Regions from separate parts of the Homo sapiens genome. Here region 2 is linked to region 1. Evidence: chromatin loops called from intact Hi-C (ENCODE). Cell type or tissue: endothelial cell of umbilical vein. All regions are shown on one strand. Each heading gives the region's core, and the rest is flanking DNA. Links, peaks and the distances in the headings are about the cores only.

Region 1 (5,000 bases), core at 1-5,000:
ACGCCCTCATCTTGCCACGGCTCTTCTAGGCCTCTTTAGGGTTAAGACATACTCCCTTCTGAGAATTTCTGGTCTAACTGGTTGTCTAGCTTCACGTCCTGTTTCCATGGATTGTTTCTAACCAGCTTTTGTTGCAACTGTTACTGCTGATCAATATCTTGCTAATCATAGGTTATGGAAAGATTGTGTTTCTGTTTTAAGGCTCTGTTAGAAATTACTGATGCACACATTATATTGTAAATTCTTATCTCTGTATACTGTACTTCTACATACAAATGTACTGTACTTCTACATACAAATGTTATGTTAAAGAATTACTTCATCCCCATGTGACCATCTCACCTCATAATCAAATGACCCTAAATCTCTCACTAACCTACCCCCGCCCTCACTAAACTTAATAATAAATGCTGGTATATCCAGTGCATTGTTGGCACCGCAGGACCAGAAGGCGGTGACCCCCCTGGACCCAGCTTTCACTATCTTGTTTGTGTCTATTATTTCTCAACCTGCTGATCCACCTAGGAACAAAGAGAGAGCCCCGTTGTATTGCGGGCTGCTGGCCAGATCACGCAATATTCACTCTGTTGATAGGGTCCTGTTTTTCACCTTTATTAATGGAAATCGCAACATTTACCTAGATCATGAGCATGTTACTTCTTTTCGCTTTAGAGATCCAAATGGTCACCATTATCATGAGTACAAATCAGAGGAGTGATTTCCTATTGTTTTAGTCCTCAATCTTGGATGAAATTACAAATCAAACCTACCAAGATGCACACCTTCCACGTTACATGCTGCAGGTGGTTTTCTGAAGCCTAACTGCATATTAGATATCAATGACTAAATTTTTTCAGACATTTTTTAAATGCAAATTGCACATTATGTCAAATTAATTTTAACATAGCTTACTTATTATTTATAATTAAATTTAGGGTAATTTTTCTACTTTGGAGAGTTCCAATAGTTAAGAAAATTGAAAAATTAGTCATCATAAACAAATGAAAAAATAAATGTCCTTTGATATATAAAGTCCAATTTATCTATTTTTTATTTTGTTAACTGCTTTTGATGTCATTTAAGGAATCACTGCCAAATCCAAAGTCATGATGATTTTCTCCTGTTTTCTTCTAAGAGTTTTTAGTTTATAGTTTAAGCTTTTAAATGTAGGTCTTTGATGCATTTTGGGATTCATTTTTGTATATGGTATTAGGTAAGGGTCCAATTTAATTCTTTTGCATGTGAATGTTCAGTTTTCCCAGCACCATCTGTTGAAAAAACTATTCTTGTTCTGCTGGCTGGTCTTAGCACCTTTGTCAAAGATCAGATTGTGTTTGATAAAGATAAAATCTATTGATATATAATTCTTCAGAGCCATTCTACAACAGCACATACTTATACACTTAAATCTGATGTTCAATCACTGGTTTCAGCAAAAATTTATAAGCCAATTTGTACCAGGAGTTGGGTACACAGCTATGAACAGAGACACACAGCACTTTTGCCCTGATGACTGTACTTTCTACCAGGGAATGTAAACAAATAATCAATTACTCAGTTGCTCACTTACAGCTGGAATACGCCCTATAAAGGATAAATAGAGGCCGGGCGTGGTGGCTCACGCCTGTAATCCCAGCACTTTAGGAGGCCGAGGAAGGCGGATCACGAGGTCAGGAAATCGAGACCATCCTGGCTAACATGGTGAAACCCCGTCTCTACTAAAAATACAAAAAATTAGCCGAGCGCGGTGGCGGGCACCTGTAGTCCCAGCTCCTCGGGAGGCTGAGGCAGGAGAATGGCGTGAACTCGGGAGGCAGAGCTTGCAGTGAGCCGAGATAGCACCACTGCACTCCAGCCTGGGCAAAAGAGTGAGACTCCGCCTCAAAAAAAAAAAAATGGATAAATAGAGGTGCCATGAGAGTATTTAACAGATGGCCCCTGTGTGGTGGTCAGTGAAGGCTTCAGAAATGGCAATGGATCTCAGCTCTGAAGGATAAGAAGGAATCAGAAGTATGAACATTCCCAACAAAATGTGCTATATGTTCAAATGTCCTAGAGCAAGATAAAGCGTGTCTTAGAGGAACTGAATGGCTAGTGTGGCTGAAAAGCAGTGAGGGGGAGAGACAAAATCACAAGATGAAAGTGGCATCATTAATTTATAACATAGAACAAGACAATCTAGAATACTGATTTTTCAAGTAATAGCATACATTCCAATATTCACTCAGCACTGACCTGGGTTTATTTTATCTCTATCAACAAAAAAAGGAAAAATGAAGGAAAAGTATAAATGGCAATGTTGTAAATTAATTGTCTTAAACCCTTCTAACACTTTACATCATTCTGTGGCTCTTAATATATTTTAAGTCATAAGTATTTGGTAAGACTCATTAATGTAAGTATCAAATACTACAATAAAAATCTATTTTGTGCAATGGGAATATAGAGTAATTTGTGTACCTATATAATGAGATTGTAAATTAGGGCTGGTATTCTTATTCATCTGTATACGCAGTGCAGCCCCCAGCACGGTGCATTACTCCCTGTGAGCCCTCAAACAGTTATGAGTGAATCCAGGCTCCCATGACTCACAGTTTGTGTTGCTAATTGGCACACACCCTGATCTGAAGTTAGCTGGCAGAAATCTCCCAAGAGACATTGACTAAAGAAACAAAACAGCTCGTGATTTTTTTTTTTTAGAACAAAAGGAATTTAAAAGAACCAAAATGGAAGTGTTATCAGTTAGAGTTATTTTAGAAAGCAGGCTAAACACACCACTTTTTGAATATATTGGAAAAAAAGCTTAACCTGAAGAACATGAAGAAAGCTCAAAGACTGAAAAAAGTTCGTAAGTTTCCTGGTCCCTAACAGGGGGATGGGGGAGAGATAGGGAGAAAAACAAAAAGAAAGTTCAAAGTTTTAGACCTCCTGACAGCAACTGTGAGGAAAATAATGTTTCTATGGCCATGAGGACAGAAATGCACCATGGATGCAGGAGGAAAAAAACAACAAGCTGGGAGGAGGAGCTGCTGGCCAGGACTGGAACGAACAATAGGTTTTTCCACAGGATCTAGTCTGTCTCTCCTTTTCTCTCACAAATGAACAATTAGTGCTTCTGGCTGGCCCTGTGCTGTGCCCATCTGTGTTGTGTCCCGGCTGTTTGCTAGGGCTCTTGTGGAATCTGTCAGCATCATACACCACATTGGCTCCCTGGGGCCCAATGAGCAGAATAGGCTCCGCTCCATTATTTTAATGTAAAAGAAGCACAAAGGCTTTCAGTCTTTCTTCAAAAAATATCCACTATTTCAGTTTCTACAAGCAAAGAATGTTCCCAAAACTCATGAAAGAATACAAACATTTCAAAAAAGAAAAAAGGACAGCCAAGATAAAAAACTCACAATGAATTGCTTTAGGAAGAAGTCTTATCCCTCTACAACACCACCACCACCAGTAAGGAAAGTGAACTGTCTTGAAATCTAACTCTTCTATTCCTTCTAATGGTGATGTATAGTCCTAGCATCAGACAAAAACTCTGCTTCCTAATATTCCGACCTTACTGTCATGAGTGATATGGTAGCCAGGTCCTGATGAAAGCAATCACTGGGGCCAATGGCCAAGTGAATATGACACATCCAATCAGTTCTTTCCCTGAGAATACTCCTCCCTCCACTTTCATCCATCCACTTCCCAGATTAGCGTTGGTCCTGCTTTGCTGGCTTTTTCTTCCCTGACTCACTTTAAATTTGGTGGGAGCAGGGACCCGCAGTCCAAATCCTTAGCTTGCTTTTCTTTTCTCCACATAATCTCTACCAGAGAACACACCTATTTTTTGAGACTTCATCTACACCAATGGTTCCAAATTGGGGATGTCCCCAGGGGACGTTCAGCAATGTTTTGAGACATTTATGGTTGGTACAAATGGTGGTGAGGTGGGCTGGGGTGCTACTGACATCTAGTGGGTAGAGGCCAGGGATGCTGCTGAACAGCTGCAACACCACAGGACGGTCCCCATGACAACGAATTATTCAGCTCAAAATGTCAACAGGGTCACTAAGATTAGATACCTTATCTGTACAGGTAAGTTTAATTCATTCACCCCTTCATCTGACAATATACTACTGTATAAGATTTATTTAAGATTTGCCATAACCAAGGCCAGTGCTGGGGAGTGGAGTAAGCACAGAGGAACTGCAGATGTAGGCATCAATCTGAGATGCAGCATGTCCTGAAAAAAAAGAGTACTGGGCCGAGCATGGTGGCTCACGCCTGTAATCCCAGCGCTTTGGGACGCCAAGGCAGGCAGATCACTTGAGGCTCAGAGTTCAAGAACAGTCTAGGCAACATGGTGAGACTCCATCTCTATAAAAATTTTAAAAATTAGCCAGCCATAGTGTGGTACACACCTATAGTCCTAGCTACTTGGGAGGCTGATGTGGGAGGATCCCTTGAGCCCACGAGTTCGAGGCTGCAGTGAGCTATGATCGTGCCACTGCACTCCAGCCTAGGTAGCAAAGTGAAGACCTCATCCCCCAAAAATGAAAATAAAAAGATCCTATCTGATGGAGATGTGCTATGCCTCAGTCCAAGTTAAACCAATGTTCTAGTCACCTCTGAGATATCTCCACATTCACACGTCCAAAACCAAACATTTTATCATTTTTCCTTCTACCTACTCTCACTACTACCCAGCCCATTCCTCCTTACATTCTCTATGATTTCTATCATACAGCCCAAACATCAAGGCCAGCAGTATTGGTAAATTCAAATTTCTTCTTCCTGCCCAATACTGAATTAGAAGCCAAGTCCTTGTGAATTCACCCTAATTATATTTTTCAGATTCATCTTTTCCCCCTCTGCTCACTTTTCTTTCCCACTGCCCAAGCTCAAGATGTCCTTTGGAGCCTAATGCTTTAACAAAAACACATTTTACAGTGGTGTGTGTGGGTACGTGGGCGGGGGGATTTTGGGGGAGGGAATGTGGGTGTGTGTTTAAACCAAGA
Region 2 (10,630 bases), core at 3,407-8,406, 250 kb before region 1:
CTAGCCTGGACAACATGGCAAAACCCCATCTCTACCAAACATATCAAAAAAAAAAAAAAGATTTAACCGGGCATGGTGGCACACATCTGTGGTCCCAGCTACTCAGGAGGCTGAGGTGGGTGGATCGTTTGAGCCCATGAGTTCGAGGCTGCAGTGAGCAGAGATTGCGCCACTGCACTCCAGCCTGGAGAGCAAGACTCTCTCCCCTCCACCACCACCCTGCCCCACCCCCCCCACAAAAATCACAGCGAGATATCACTTCACTTCTGTGAGGATGGCTATAATTCAAAAGATGTATAGTGACAAGTGTAGAAAAGGATATGGAGGGCAGGCACGGTGGCTCACATGTATAATCCCAACACTTTGGGAGGCTGAGGCAGGTGAATTCAGGCCAAGAGTTCCAGATCAGCCTGGCCAACATGGTGAAATCCTGTCTCTACTAAAAATACCAAAACTAACCGGGCATAGCGGCAAGGTGCCTGTAATCCCAGCTACTCAGGAGGCTGAGGCAGGAGAATCACTTGAACCTGGGAGGTGGAGGTTGCAGTGAGCCAAATTACGTCACCGCACTCCAGCTTGGGCGACAGAGTGAGACTCCGTCTCTAAATAAGTAAGTAAGGATGTGGAGAAATTGGAACACTTATCCACTGGTTGGACTGTAAATGGTACAGGAGCTTTGGAAAACAGTTTGGTATTTCCTTAAAATGTTAAACACAGAGTTACCATATGACCCAGCAATTTCACTCGTAGGTATATGTTTTTAGAGATAAAAACATATGTTTACACATAAACTTTTATAAGAATGTTAACAGCAGCATCATTCGAGATAGCCAAAAAGTGGAAACAGTCCAAATATCTACCAACTGATGAATGGATAAACAAAATGTGGTCCATCCATACAATGGAATAGTATTTGGCAATAAAGAGGAATGAAATACTGATGGTGCTACAACATGAACGAACCTTGAAACACTACACTAAGTGAAAGAAGCTATCCACAAAATGCCCCATGCTGTAGGGTTCCATTCACATAAAGCGTCTTTCTAGAATAGGCAAATCCATAGTGACACAAAGTAGATTAGTGGTTGCCAGGGGCTGAGGGAGAATGGGGGAATAGAGACTGTTAATGGGTTTGGGTTTCTTTTTGGGTTTTTAAATTAAAATATTCTGGAATCAGATAGTGGTGATGATTAGCAACCTTGTGAATATACCAAAACATCACTGAACTGACATTTTTAAATGGTGTATTTTATGGCATGTGAATTCAATCTCAATTTAGAAAAGCTACAATGGTATCATTTCAGACCCACCTGATTAGGAAAATAGAACACTTCTACTCTGCTGGGGAACGTGTAATTTGGTAAAATCAAATTGAAAATTTTTGGTATCATCTAGTAAAGCTGAAGATGTACCCAACTCTGACCTAACAAGTTCAATCTGTACGTTTGCATGTGGTCACTGGGATACATGTATAGGAATGTTCAAAGCAGCACTGTATTTTAACATCAAGCAATCGGAAACAAACAGTTTATTTTCAGTAAAATAAACAGATAAGCTGTGATGTATTCATATAATGGAATTTTACACAGGAGTAAGAATGTATGAATTATATCTATATTAAATCACATGGATGACTCTAAAGAACATAATATCGAGTGAAAAAAAATCAAATCACCAAAGAGTATATTACTATGACTTCACTTATATAGAGGCCAGAAGTAGGCAAAACTAAATAATACATTATTTCCAGTTTACCATTTTGGTTTATCTCTAAAGAAATGCAAGTGAATGACAATGAAATGTAAGAGAATGGTTATATTTGAGGGGTGGGAAAGGGCACAGAGCCTGGGGCAGGGGCATGCAGTGGACTGGAACAGTAATGTGCTTTCCTCAGCTGGGTGCTGGATTCATGGGGGTCTACTGTACTGTGACCCTTCAGAGTCTACAGACGTAAACAACCTTTGTATCTACTCAGTATTTAATAAGAACAATTTAAGACTGGGGAAAGAGGAAGAAGGAACAGTAAATATGGTCAACTTGAGAAGTTTTACTGTAAAGAGGAGCAGCGTACACAAATGTGAATCCAGGTTTACCCCGTTCTGCCCTTTTTTCCCCTGACATTTAAACTTTCAGTCCACTCCTCCTCTCTGAATTCAATTAATCAAATGTTTTTATGTATGGGCAGATAATAGATATACTAAATTTTCCATTAGAGGGAAGTAGGATGTACCTACTTTTTTTTTTTTTTTTTTTTTTTTGAGACAGAGTTTCACTCTTCTTGCCCAGGCTAGAGTGCAATGGCGATCTCAGCTCATTGCAACCTCCACCTCCCAGGTTCAAGTGATTCTCCTGCCTCAGCCTCCTGAGTAGCTGGGATTACAGATATGTGCCATCACGCCCGGCTAATTTTTTGTATTTTTTTAGTAGAGACAGGGTTTCACCATGTTGGCCAGGCTGGTCTCGAACTCCCGACCTCAGGTGATCCACCCGTCTTGGCTTCCCAAAGTGCTGGGATTACAGGTGTGAGCTGCAGCGCCCGGCCAGGATGTACCTACTTTCTTTTGTAAATTGCCCAAAGTTTCCCTTGAAGTATCCACAGGGCACTAAGAGAAGATTTTTTAAAACTCCCTCATTGAGCTTTTACTAGCTTACTCTAACTAGGCTCTAAGCTAGGTACTGGGAATTACAAGATCTCTCTGAAGAGCCAAATTCAGTGCTGAGTGAGCCAATTTAGATGTAATAGTATATAATGTGTGGTGTATAGATGTAAGTTCATAATGTTATGAAACAAACTATTTAATCTAATTTTTGAAAAAATGGTCCTAAAGTGTTAAAGGTTTCAGTTTGTCGACACAAGCACAGATGTTCTAAAATTTTGCAATTTTCTATAAGAAAGGTTTTAACAAGTTTGGATTCAACATTTAATCAGGGACAACACATGAAAGCATCAGTTAACATACCTGTGATATAACCTTCTAAAGCCTTTGGCACCAGGGATTTCGCAAGTTTCAGATCCTCCAGAGAGCATTTGCCTGACTCCAGGCCAAACGACATTCCCATCCGCTTTAGTACTTCTATGTCATCATGGATCTCAAAGGTGTTGTCAAAATTGAAAAGATACTCAAACCTGCATCAGGAAACAAAGTAAAGGGTTTTTGGTGGTGCTGGAGAGGTCTGAATAGTTTTGTATTCTATAGTTTAAGTAACAGAATGGGGGCCTAAATCCAGCTATAGTGCTAGAAATTGCTACCATTTAGAGAGCCATGAGTCATTCTGCTCTGTCAGGGGAATGACATCTCAAATAAAACACTTTCCCAATTAAAACAACATTCCTCTGACAGATGATAGAAACCCACAAACTTTAGCCCTAACTCTGTTACAAACAGAGGATAGAAATTTTATTCTAAATCCAGTACTTCTCAAAGTTGCCTACAGCTTTGCCACAAAAGAAAAGCCTTTCTACTTTAATATTACGATATCCCTATTCCGAGTTGGCCTGTTAGCTTTGAGGAAAAAAACATTTTGAATGCTTACTTCATTTTCATGAGTCAAATGTTAGCTACAGCCTACTTCAGATAAGCAATAAATAGAAGACTTTCAACAAGTGAAAACAACCCCAAATCCTGTCCTGAGAGGCTAAGGAGTAAAATGTTTTAAGAAAAAATGTCACATGTAATACAAGCACGTTTCCAAATATGTTTGGAAAGTACCCAAATTGGATTCCCAGCTTCCCAGCAGCCCAACACACGTTAATCAAGAGGCAAAAGAAGGAAGACACAGTCCTTCCGACTCCTAGGCTAGGCCTGGAGCACCTTCATCATGGGCCTCAGCCCTGCAGGGACAGGGTTTGGGGACAATGGTAGGTTTCACCTGGTCATGAAATTCTATTAAAATCATGTGAGGGTAAAACTTTATACCCTATCTAAGATAATTTGAATAACAGATTATCTTAGAAGCAAAAATTATAATTTGAAGCAAAATACCAATTTAAGTAATCTAAAGTATATGAATTTGATTAAAGTACAATAACAACTTAAAAAAAAAAATCTGAAGTGGGTGCCTGCCACAGGGATGATTTCAGGCATCTGTTAAAAGCAGATCGTTTTGTAAATGTAATCCTCATTGTGGAAAGCCTCTTGGCTAATTATGGGGAAAGACTGCATCACCAAAGTAACTGAAAGGGTTTTTGGACCTACGTCGGATAACAAGCTTGTACAAGCTACTCAGAGCCTCCTTCCCTCCACTCAAAGGAAGGCCAAGGAAAGGGCATGAGTCAGGGACCACCCAAGAGATGGAAGCCTCACCAGATTCCAGCCTGGGGGAACAGTGTCCACAATACCCTAGGCCAATGATTCCCAGATTTTCCCATCATTCTTTTTAGACTTAAGAGACTAACCTAAGATAGTTTTATAATTCTCCATACAAAACAAGAGACTAATTTGAGAGAGTAACTAGAATGCTAAGTTTTGTGTTTTTTATCTGAAAAGATGCTAACCATTTTCCAGAATTCTCAGTTTTTTGTTGTTTTTTTTTTTTTTTTTTTTTTTTGAGACAGAGTCTTGCTCTGTCGCCCAGGCTGGAGTGCAGTGGCACGATCTCGGCTCAATGCAAACTTCACCTCCTGGGTTCAAGTGATTCTCCTGCCTCAGCCTCCTGAGTAGCTGGGAGTACAGGCGCGTGCCACCATGCCTGGCTAATTTTTGTATTTTTAGTAGAAATGGGGGTTTTACCATGTTGGTCAGGTTGGTCTCGAACTCCTGACCTTATGATCCACCCACCTTGGCCTCCCAAAGTGCTGGGATTACAGGTGTGAGCCACCGTGCCCGGCCTGAATTCTCAGTTTTCTGAGACTATGTTAATGGTCCTCTTTGACATATATTTATAAAGAATTTGCAAGTGTGTGGAAAATAATTCAGATATCTACCACTTACTGACCACTGGGCTGGGTTGTATATTAATTTACCCATAACTTTTTGAAACTGGCAAGGTAAATACTATAATTCTTATTTTTGTGGAGAAAGGAACATGATCTCAGAGAGGTTAAGAAACTTAGAAGATTAAAAAATGGATCAGCTTTAGTTGGCCAAGGAAGTGTGCACCTGCAGTCCTGGCTACTAGGAAGGCTGAGGCAGGGGGACCGCTTGAGCCCAGGAGTTTGAGGCTGCAGTGAGCTATAATCGTGCCTGTAAATAGCCACTGCACTCCAACCTGGGCAACAGTGAGAACAGTGAGAATCCACTCTTTTTTTGGGGGGGACGGAGTTTTGCTCTTGCTGCCCAGGCTGGAGTGCAATGGTACAATCTTGGGTCACTGCAACCTCTGCCTCCTGGGTTCAAGTGATTCTCCTGCCTCAGCCTCCCGAGTAGCTGGGATTACAGGTGTGCATCATCACGCTAATTTTTGTATTTTTAGTAGCCACAGGGTTTCACCATGTTGGTCAGGCTGGTCTCAAACTCTTGACCACAGGTGATCTGCCTGCCTTGGCCTCCCAAAGTGCTGGGATTACAGGCATGAGCCAACACGCCCGGCCAAGAATCCACTCTTAAAAAAAAATTTATTGGTTCTGGTTTACTTCATAACCTCTACTATTTCTTTTTGTGTCTATAGTCTCAATTATCAAATAGTTTTGAAATTCCTGCTGTTTTTTTCTTTTTTCTTTTTTCGAGACAGAGTCTTGCTCTGTCGTCCAGGCTGGAGTGTAGTGGCACAATCTCGGTTCACTGCAACCCCTGCCTCCCAGGTTCAAGCGTTTCTCCTGCCTTGGCCTCCCTAGTAGCTGGGACTACAGGCGTGCGCCACCAAGCCTGGCTAATTTTTGTATTTTTAGTAGAGACAGGGTTTCACTATGTTGGCCAGGCTGGTCTCGAACTCCTGATCTCAGGTGATCCACTAGCCTCCGGCCTCCCAGAGTGCTGGGATTACAGGTGTGAACCACCACGCCTGGCTAACTCTTCTTTTGTGTGTGTGCCTTCTTAGTGGAGTGGCCCGGAATCTCTGGACACAACAGAGACCGGCAGGGGGCGCAAGAGCGCCAGGAAGAAGAGTGGGAAAACAAGTAGCAGTGAAGCCCAAGGGCAATGTCAGGGCCCTAGGAGACAGGAAGTTCTGGTATCCCTGGGACAGTTCTGGGGTATGCCTGTGGTACTGACGCAATTATTATAGAGTCTTCTTTTGCATTAATAAATCCCTATTTGAACAATAAACTATAGGCTGACCTTTTGTAACAGCAGCTAACATTTAAAAAACACTTACCTCAAGTCATTATAGACATTAACTCATTTAATCCTCACAAGGCTGGGAAGTCATAGGGGACCCAGTATCATTCCTATTTGTTCTTGAGAAAACAGAGCTTTGCAGCAGCGAAGTGGGGGAGCCATAAGCGGTACATGGATCCGTCTCACTCTGCACCCTATATATACTCTTAACTCTTTTATGGTACTGGTCACAGCCTGAAGACCACTGAGAGAAACTTTTTCATGAATGGTAAAATACATCACAAATTAATTCTATATTTTGAAAAGTGCTACTTCTTATTTGCCATAATGAATATTATCATTGATCTTAGTTAAAATGTAAAAACACAATTTAAAGGAAGCAAAGAATGTGCCAGGCATTTTCATGTCTATTCATACATTCATTAATAAACAGAAGCATGCATAACTATGATATAGCAAAACAAAGAAATAATTGGTTTAATGCCACATGTTGACCTAAAATATTTCCGTAATAAACTATGACGGTGAATCACCAATGAATCTACCTTGTCCCAGACCCACAGTGCTGGGCTAACTTATCACAGTTACTTGCTCAGAGTTACCACATACATGCAGCACGTCATAGGTTGGGCCCAGACACTGCCACACACATATAATACAGACAGCACAGTGCCTGGCACAAGACAGGGGACCACAGAGGGTGAGGGTTGGAGCGCACACTAGTGGAAGATTGCACCCATGGTTCAGGAGGTGTTTCATGTGCCCCAAGGAAGCCAGCCTTTGAGGGGTGCAACTAATAAAGTGCATCCTTCTTGAGTTTGCAAATGATATGAAAATGTTAACAGAAGGCCAGCCCTGCACCCATCCCTAGTTCTCCACTCACTTGTCACTGGAGATGCTGCAATCTATGACTGTTTTTCTGCTTGTATTGATGATTATGAATGGCAGCTGAATGGTAGAGTTCAGAGCCGGCGGGCCCTGGTTTTGCTGCTCATTTTGTCGATTTCTCTGTACCAGGTTTTTGAAAGCGATTTGCTGTAATGATCAATAAAAACAATATGGTCAATTGTGCATAAGTGAGTTGGAATTTAAAAGAATTAAGATAATACCTTTAAATATAGTTTAAAATTAGAGTTTAAAGAGACATCCCGCCTGCACTAATGAATTAATTTAAAAAATTAAACATTTAAGAAAGAATGATCCAACTCAATAAATACATTTTTCCATCATCCATAGAAACAGGACCTCACAATCTGGGAAAGAACCAGTAGGCACCTGGAACTCTTCAGCAAATGACACAGCAAGGGTGATACCATTTATCTAACATAGACTCCTGACAGTTTGGGGTCAAATATGCCCCCAAACTTTAGGATGTGTAGCCCAGGGATATGCAAACATTTTAAAGGCACAAAATTGTTTCTTCAAATAAAATCTCGAGGGAGGCTGGGCACAGTGGCTCACGCCTGTAATCCCAACACTTTGGGAGGCCAAAGCAGGTTGATTGCTTGAGTCCAGGAGTTTAAGGCCAACCTGGGCAACATGGCAAAACCCTATCTCTACAAAAAATACAAAAACTAGCTGGGCATGGTGGTATGTGCCTATAGTCCCAGCTACCCAGGAGGCTGAGGTGGGAGGATTGTTTGAATCCAGGAGGCAGAATTTGCTGTGAGCAGAGATCATACCACTCCATTCCAGCCTGGGTGACAGAATGAGACCCTGTCTCAAAACAAAACAAAAAAAAACTCATGTAAAACAGATGGAAGTGGTGCTGTTGAGGCTGGCTGCAGTGAGGCCAGGTCCTAAGCTCTGCCATCTCTGCCCTCAAGCACAGCCACATGGTTTCTAAGGCACCTCCACAGAACTTCTCAGCAGCCTCTGGGCACAGTTTGGAATCCAGCCCCAGCCTTCCCCAACCAGACATTTCCAGATGAGGTAACTGAGGCTCAGCACTAATTATAAGATACATCAAGGCCTAAATTTTTTTACTGGATCTTGCCGCTACTTTTAGTTATAACCATTACTCAAAAGCCAAAGAAAGTGATCTCCCTTTTAGACGGAGGCTGCAGTAAGCCGAGATTGCACCACTGCACTCCAGCCTGGGCAACAAGAGCAAAACTCTGTCTGAGAAAAACCAACCAACAAACAAACAAGTGATCTCCCTTTTTTTAATAAGGTAAATGTACGATAGAATTTCACAGCTAGAAAGACTGTATGCAGTTCAAGTTTTTCATCTGCTCAAGAAACAGATAACGTTTTAAAAGTTCCTCAAGTCAGAGCCATTCATTCCCCTTCATTAGCTTGTTATAATCTTGTCACCCAGTAGTGATAAATTTATTTTTTACATTTTAGCAATCTTATGATCAGTATTGTTTATTTCAGGTTCTGGACCTTAACTAAAGTTTCAGTAAGATTACTATTATTGGCCAGGCATGGTAGCTCACACCTGTAATCTCAGCACTTTGGGAGGCCGAAGTGGGAAGTTCTCTTGAGCCTAGGAGTTGGAGGATGCAGTGAGCTATGACTGTGCCACTACATTCCAACCTGGGCAACAGAGCCCTTTCTCAAGAAGAAAAAGAAAAGAAAAAAAGGAAAGAAAAGAAGGGAAGAGAAGGGAGGGGAAGGGGAAGGGGGAGGGGAAGGGGAAGGGGAAGGGGAAGGAAAGGGGAAGGAAAGGAAAGGAAAGGAAAGGAAAGGAAAAAAGAAAAGAAAAGAAAAGATTACTATTATCTTAAAATGGCTGAGTGCTATCTCCCCAAAAGGGGAAGATTTACTCTTTGAAAAGCACAAAAAATAATGAACACCAATTTATTGTAGACCTAAGTGTGTCCAAAAATCACTATCAATAACTAGCACTATCAATATCATTACCAAACATTATTGAGGTTACATTTCATTATTTTCTGTTGCTAAAAAACGAATTCATTGCTTAATTCCTTTAATAATGAGGAAAAATTATGATTAAACTGTGGAACTGAGAAAAAGAATTACATGCTTAAATACTCCTGCATAGCTTCTCTTCCCTTTTACTAGAATACACATCTCAAGAGCTGTTCCTACACTTTGCCTAACTTGGTGTCTGTCCCTAGTGCCACAAGAGGACCCTGGTATATGGGGGAATATAAGCAGTGATAACTAATGGCCCTTATGTATTTGTGATTCACTATTTAATGCTGTGTACATTTAATAGTATCAATGGTTTTTCAAGTGAAGAGAGCAGTAAAAACATAATGTTTTTATTATTATTATTTATTATTATTTTTTTGAGACGGAGTCTCACTCTGTTGCCCAGGCTGGAGTACAGTGGCACGATCTCAGCTCACTGCAACCTCCGCCTCCCAGGTTCAAATGATTTTCCTGCTTCAGCCTCCCGAGTAGCCGGGACTACAGGCACCCGCCACCATGCCTGGCTAATTTTTGCATTTTTAGTAGAGGCGGGGTTTTACCATATTGGCCAGGCTGGTCTCGAACTCCTGACCTTGTGATCTGCCCACCTCGGCCTCCCAAAGTGCTGGGATTACAGACATGAGCCACTGCACCTGGTCATAATAATGTTTTTTTTAACACTGTCACAAATTTCATATACCATATAATGTTATTTTGGATAGTAAAAGGAAAAATAATTCACTTATTTTGAACTGACTTATTTGTTGCCCTTTGATTGATTTCCTTTGGCCTTTTGTTCTTTTTCAAACTCATTAACATCTATTCCAGAGGCTGAACAGCTTTAAGTGTGTTCATTCATTTTCCTATGCGTTTATTATGGAAAAGGTTTAAGGGCTGGAAAGGGCAATTATAGAGATAAAAGTAGGATATTGGGATTATCTACAGGTTTGCTTTACTCACTCCATTCTTCTACATTACCAAAAATAAAAGAGAGGTGGTAGCAAGGAGGTAATAGTTACCTGTGTCATGTGACATGAGTGAGTTGTGACATGAGCTTATAAAAAAAAATCAAGTGAGCTTAGCCACAGCAAATGGATTACTTATTAAAAAAAAAAAAAAAAAAAAGACAGAGTCTTGCTCTGTTGCCCAGGCTGGAGTGCAGTGGTGCAATCTCGGCTCACTGCAACCTCCGCCTCCCGGGTTCAAGTGAATCTCTTGCCTCAGCCTCCTGAGTACCTGAGATTTCAGGTGTGCACCACCATGCCTGGCTAATTTTTTTATTTTTAGTAGAGACGGGGTTTCACCATGTTTGTCAGGCTGGTCTCAAACTCCTGACCTCGTGATCTGCCCACCTCGGCCTCCCCAAGTGCTGGGATGACAGGAGTAAGCCACTGTGCCTGGCTGCTTAATTTACTTTCTATGACAACTTAATTTATTTGATGAAAGGAAAAAAACTGAAATGCTAGGAGGAAATAAGTTTTTTGTTTTTTTTTTTTTTGAGACAGAGTTTCGCTCTTGTTGCCCAGGCTAGG

What was found. Peaks named below come from ENCODE experiments on the same cell type or tissue, not always from the same donor. Only the 100,000 strongest peaks of a DNase experiment are listed, where the experiment ranks them.
Region 2: it touches region 1 in a loop (18-fold over the local background); 5 of 110 quality-filtered maps call a loop at or near these places.

Annotation. Positions count from the first base shown.
Region 1 is chr3:142,207,266-142,212,265 of GRCh38, forward strand. All of the region lies in intron 3 of GK5 (glycerol kinase 5), which reads right to left. Among named protein-coding and RNA genes, the nearest start is that of GK5, 16 kb to the right of the region's middle. In endothelial cell of umbilical vein, for the core only: no CTCF peak of the experiment used is centred there; DNase peaks (open chromatin) are centred at 2,606 and 2,976; H3K27ac peaks cover 742 bases.
Region 2 is chr3:141,956,714-141,967,343 of GRCh38, forward strand. It overlaps TFDP2 (transcription factor Dp-2), which reads right to left. Exons shown (of 13, transcript NM_001178139.2): 10 at 7,099-7,250; 11 at 2,961-3,127. Among named protein-coding and RNA genes, the nearest start is that of ATP1B3, 85 kb to the left of the region's middle. In endothelial cell of umbilical vein, for the core only: a CTCF peak has its summit at 6,023 (motif pointing right); a DNase peak (open chromatin) is centred at 6,048.